Regions from separate parts of the Homo sapiens genome. Here region 2 is linked to region 1. The links are chromatin loops, found by intact Hi-C in ENCODE. Cell type or tissue: MCF 10A. All regions are shown on one strand. Links, peaks and the distances in the headings refer to the core of each region. The heading gives the core; the rest is flanking DNA.

Region 1 (2,922 bases), core at 305-2,804:
TTGAGCTCAGGAGTTAGAGACCAGCCTGGGCAACATGGCAAAACCCCATCTCTACCAAAAATACAGAAAATTAGCTGGGTGTGGTGGTGCATGCCTGTGGTCCCAGCTACTTGGGAGGCTGAGGTGGGAGGATCGTTTGAGCCTGGGAGGCAGAGGTTGCAGTGAGCTGAAATCATGCCACTGCACTCCAGCCTGGGTGACAGAATGAGATCCTATCTAAATAAATAAATAAATAAAGTTTCCTAAAAAATTAAAAATGGAAATGCCATATGATATGGTTTGGCTATGTCCCCACCCAAATCTTATCTTGAACTGTAGTTCCTGTAATCCCCACATGTCGTGGTAGGGACCTGGTGGGAGGTAATTGAATCATGGGAGTGGTTACCCCCATGCTGCTGTTTTCCTGATAGTAAGTAAATTTTCACAAGATCTGATGGTTTTATAAAGGGGCTTTTCCCCCTTTTGCTTGGCACTTCTCCTTGCTGCCGCCATGTAAAGAAGGATGTGTTTGCTTCCCCTTCTGCCATGATTGTAAGTTTCCTGAGGCCTCCCCAGCCCTGTGGAACTACGAGTCAATTAAACCTCTTTCCTTTATAAATTACCCAGTCTCGGCTATGTCTTTATTAGCAGCGTGAGAATGGATTAATACACCATATCACCCAGCAGTCCCTCTTCTTTACCACCTTGTAAAGATATTTGCACTCTTATGTTTATTGCAGCATTATTCACAAAAGTCAAAATATAGAAACAATGTAAATGCCATAGAAAGACAAGTACATAAATATGATATATGTACATAATGGAATATTTTTCCACCTTAGAAAAGAAGATCCTGCCACTTGTTACAACATGTATGGACCTGGAGGACATTACGCTAACTGAATAATCCAGACACAGAAAGGAAAATGTGACTGGGTGCAGGGGCTCAGGCCTGTAGTTCCAGGACTTTGGGAGTCTGATGCAAGAGAACTGCTTGAGGCCAGGAGTTCAAGACCAGCCTGGGCAATATAGCAAGACCCTGTCTCTAGAAAAAAAAAATTTTTTTTAATTAGCCAGGTGCAGTGGCACATGCCTGTAGTCCCATAACATCATGTAGTCATAGCTACTCAGGAAGAGGAGGCAGGAGGATTGTTTGAACCCAGTTTGTTACAATGAGCTGTGATCATGCCACCACACTCCAGCCTGAGCAACAGAGTGTGACTCTATTCAAAAAAAGAGCCAATTTCCAGTATTCATCATGCTAATTAGCAAGTCACTAGCGTCACCAATAAAATCCATTAAAAATTAAAAAAAGAAAAACATTACATGATCTTATTTAATCTCAAAAACACAGAAAAAGAGAACCAACTGGTTATCATGGCTGAGGGAGGCGAAGGAAATGCGGAGATGTAGATCAAAGGATAAAAAGTAGGCGATATGTAGAATCAATATCTAGAGGTCTAATGTACAATATAAGAAGTCAAGTAGTTAAATTGTATTGTATTAGGAATTCTTGTTAAATAAGCATATTTTAGCTCCTCTTATTACAAAAATACAAAGTAACTATCTGAAATGATAAATATGTTAATCTGCTTCACTGGAGTACCACTTTACTATCTATATGCATCCCATAATGCCATGTTGTAAACCTCAAATACACATAATTTATCTTTGAAGAAACATAGAGTAGGATGAAGGACAGAGCAAGATGGCAGAAGAGAACTCTTTAGCTGTTGTCTCACTGCAGAAACATCACATAGAATGACTAGCAACATACATAAATACCTTCATGAGAGCTAAGGAGACCAGGTGAGAGATCAGAGTATATGGTTGTAACATAATAAGAAAAGATGCATTGGAGAGGGTAGAAAGGACAGTTTTAATTACCTGAATCACTTCTCCCCCAACTGCAGGTATCATAGCACAGAGAGAGATACCATCCACTTGGAGGAGAGATGGAAGTGAACATAGGATTCTGCCTTGTTCCCTAACATTTGGCCCCCAACAATAAAACCAAGCATGAGGCTTACCCCCAAAGCCTCTTAATCCAGGTCAGTAGCCATAGTTTGAGCCTCCTGACCTGCTCCAGTGGCAGGCAAGATCCCATACCCCTTTAAAATTTACTGAATGTCTGGGCTTCATCACTGCCAGCTGACTACAGTGGCGTTTGTTCCAGAAAAACCTCAGAGGCAGAGAGGCAGGCATCAGCAAATACTTCAGGTACACCTAATACTGTACCAGCCAGTAGCCACAGCTCCATTTATGGTAAATGCCCTATATTGGTGTACCATTTGTTAATCATTTATATCATATTTTTACTGTGTCTTTTCTATGTTTGGATATGTTTAGATACACAAATACTCACCATCATATCACAGTTGCCTACAGTATTCAGTGCAGTCACATGCTGTACAGGTTTTTAGCCCCAGTACAGGTTTGCCGCCCAGGACCAACAGGCTGTGTCATACAGCCTGGGTGTGTAGCCGGCTGTGCCATCTCGGTTTGTGTAAGCGCGCTCTATGATGTTCACACAATGATGAAATCATCTCACAACACATTTCTCAGAACGTATTCCTGCCATTACATGATGCACGACTGTATTTAAAATTGTAAGCCTTTTATAGTAAGGGAGTCCAAGGGCCTATCACCAGATGAATGTTAGCTAAGACAAATAGTCATTCCCTGGCACATTGAACTTTCTCAGGCAGGCACTTGAAGGAACGCTGGTTTTATCTGAGGGACATGGCCTTACGCTGTTAGAAGCCATGCTAGAGTTTGGTAAAGTCTCTCAGAGCTTGACCAAAGTTGTCATGTAGTGAGAGTTCTGCCGTTTTCACCTGCAAAGTCTTCCCCAGATGCTTCTGTCCATCCTCCCAACACTTTTTTCTTCTTTTTTTTTTTTTTTGCACGAGTTTTGCTCGTGTTGCCCAGGCTAGAGTGCAG
Region 2 (2,922 bases), core at 423-2,922, 73 kb before region 1:
TGGGCATAGCACTCAAAGGATGAGGTTCGAAGGCCAGGAGCCTTCGCCTTTCTTGTCTTTCACCCTGGCCACGCCTTGGCTGGGCCTCGGGCTGCTCACCTGGATCTTCTGGATGTTCTCTCTGTCCAGACTCTCCACCATGGAATCCACCACCTTCTGCACCCACAGCTGCTGTGTGACGACCCTTCACTGCCTGCCCGAAGAGTTGATTTTTGACTGTCATGGAGCGCCTGATGCGTGGATGCACCACGGTTTGTTTATCTGCTCATCTGTTGTGAGTATCTGGGCTGTCTCCACCTTTCACCTATTCTGAATGAGGCTTCTATGAATATTGAGGTACAAGGCTTTGTCAAGACATGCAGTTCCTTTTCTCTTGGTGAATACTTAAGAGTGGGATGGCTGGACCATACGTTAGGTGACTGTTTACTTTTAAAGAAACTGCCATACAGTTTTCCAAAATAGTTTTTACATTTTTACACTCTTTTACATTCCTATCAGCAGGGTGTGAGTTTCAGTTTCTGCACATTGTGGCCAACACTGGGTATGATCATTCTGTGTAATTTTATTACCACTCCAATAGGTAGGAATGGTATCTCATTGTTTTAATTTGAATTGTCTCAATTACTATGATGTTGAGTATCTTTTCATGTGCCTGTCATCTGTGTAGCTTCTTTGCTCACAGATGTAATTTTTTCCTGCATCTATTGAAATGATCGTATAGTTTTCTTTTTCAGTTTGTTAATGTGGTTAATTAAACTGGTTGATATTTGAATATTAAGCCACATATGAGAAAAAACATATTTAGTAGTGATGTATTATTCTTTGAATGTATTGCTGGATTCAGTTTGCTAAAATTTTAATTAGAATATTTGTGTCTAAGTTCATGGGGGATATGGACGTGTAGTTTTCCTTTCTTTTCTTGTAATGTCCTTGTCTGGTTTTGGTATGAAAGTAATGCGGGCTCTATAGAATGCAATGGAAGTGCCACCTTCCCTCTGGCTCTGGCACAGAGCAGGTGCCTGTTTCATGGGTGATTTGAAGTAGGGAACAATAAATTCATGTGAAATAAACAAGCAAAGACCTTACTGAAAGTGTAATATAATGAACAAACCATTAGGATACACTCTGTCATCAATAAGATCTAAGCATTATTCACATTCCTTGTCTACTTAATCTACACCACAGCCTGTGAGATGGGAATTCCTGACGGTTCTTCACCTGAGAGGTGGTATTTCAAGATCACTTAGCCAGATGGAGTGAGAGCAAACTAAATGTAATGTCAGCCTTCTTCCCTCCCAGCTCAGGGCAGCCATGACACCTGACTCCCATGTGGACAGGCCAGTCCCCCTTCATCTGGAAGCCACCTTGGCCGGCTGCTGCGGGACTTTGGATCTGGGAGAGAGACCTTAATATCCCTAAAGAAGAATGTGGGATGTGATTCATCCTACATTTCACCCCTGGGGAGGAAGGGCGTGGTTGCCTGTGAGGAGGACTCACTGTTGCTTGTCTCTGGGATTGCAGAGGCCCTTTGCCAAGAGGCCTCTTTCTCTGATTCCTGGGTGACTGGGCAGATGACTATGGGAGTTCCATTTTGCTCATTATAGGACGGATACTCAATGTAGGGCCTCAATAAGCCTTCAAACCGACATGTCAGGGTATAAATAAGGGACTGGTCATTTATGTTGAAGAAGGAGATGGTCCCACACTCATAGTCCAGGAAGACCCCTATTTTTGTAGGTGGGGTCCTGGGGAAGACGCTGATAAAACGGGGATTTAATGTGAAATACAAATGTTCTCCATTCAGTCTGAGGACCCAGTACCCATGATCGGGAGACAAAGTCACGTACTCCTTCCTCCTGTCCACATCATCCCGGCACACTCCCACGCGCCACCTTTTATTGTGTCCTCCGTCCACCTCCCAGTAATGTTTCCCTGCTTGGAAACTCTGAGAAGCCACCACACTCTTCCTTGTAAATCTCTTCTCAGAGTGAGGCACCTCCTGGGGAGCTTTTCTATGGGTTACAGTTTTCAGATCAGAAACGCAGAGCTTCGGGTGAGCCGTCTCTGGATCCAGAGTCACCTCCACTGGGGTGCGGTGGGGGAGAGAGGAAGCATGAGTTACTGAAGACGAAATCTGGGCTGGAGCAAGAGGTCGACCCTCCCACTGCAGACTGGCTCTGGGTGGCATAGGTGAGGCCCCGGACCTGAGCCTCCCGCAGACACTGCCTTTCAGGTCCTCTCATCACCAGTGCAGCCTGGAGGACTCATCAATGTCTAGATATGTCTCAATATGACGTCCCAATCTCGGCATATCACCCAACCCTGCCACTGTCCCTTCATACATAAAACTATTTGATTCATAAGAGCTGGAGGGACCCCACTATCTAACTTCCTCCCACTCAGAATTTTCTGCCTGACTTTACTTCCTTCCCCTCAGCTCAGACCCCTGACCAGTCACTAGTGCCCTCAATTCCCTGAAACTGTGCCAAAGACCCCCCCGTCTCCCGTTTACCCAGCCCCTGTCTTCTCCCCTTCTAGACCAAGGGAAAGAAGTGTGTCTGGGGGCACTGAACCCTTGGGGGCGATCAAGCATCCAGTTTCTCCATCTGCAGGCAGGATGGGTCTCAGCATCACTCTGTGTTCCCGTATCTGTCCCTGTTCAGTTCCCCCTCTCATGTCCACCTGAGATTCTGTCCCACTGTCACCCTCTCAGGCGTTGGTACCTGCGTGTTTCCGGGCGTCTCTCAATTCTGAAAGCAAGCAGACAGAGCAGGCAGTTCAGTGCTCACGTGGGAAACAGGGCGCAGGGAGAAGGGAAAGACCAAGGATTGGGACCCTTTTTGAGTGTTGTGGACCCTCCAGAGATCCGAAGAAGGCTATGGGGCTTCTCTACAAAATGCACCTCCCCCAGAATCTGCAATT

The links. Hi-C counts contacts between places; a loop is a spot of excess contacts. Peaks named below come from ENCODE experiments on the same cell type or tissue, not always from the same donor. Only the 100,000 strongest peaks of a DNase experiment are listed, where the experiment ranks them.
Region 2: it touches region 1 in a loop (2.7-fold over the local background); 1 of 110 quality-filtered maps calls a loop at or near these places.

What each region holds. Positions count from the first base shown.
Region 1 is chr5:180,875,821-180,878,742 of GRCh38, reverse strand. No RefSeq gene overlaps it. Among named protein-coding and RNA genes, the nearest start is that of ZFP62, 16 kb to the right of the region's middle. In MCF 10A, for the core only: no CTCF peak of the experiment used is centred there; no DNase peak of the experiment used is centred there.
Region 2 is chr5:180,949,067-180,951,988 of GRCh38, reverse strand. BTNL8 (butyrophilin like 8) reads right to left here. Exons shown (of 8, transcript NM_001040462.3): 7 at 2,724-2,750; 8 at 1,083-2,085. The coding sequence ends at 1,445. Among named protein-coding and RNA genes, the nearest start is that of BTNL3, 38 kb to the left of the region's middle. RefSeq lists an enhancer at 812-2,011. In MCF 10A, for the core only: no CTCF peak of the experiment used is centred there; a DNase peak (open chromatin) is centred at 1,498.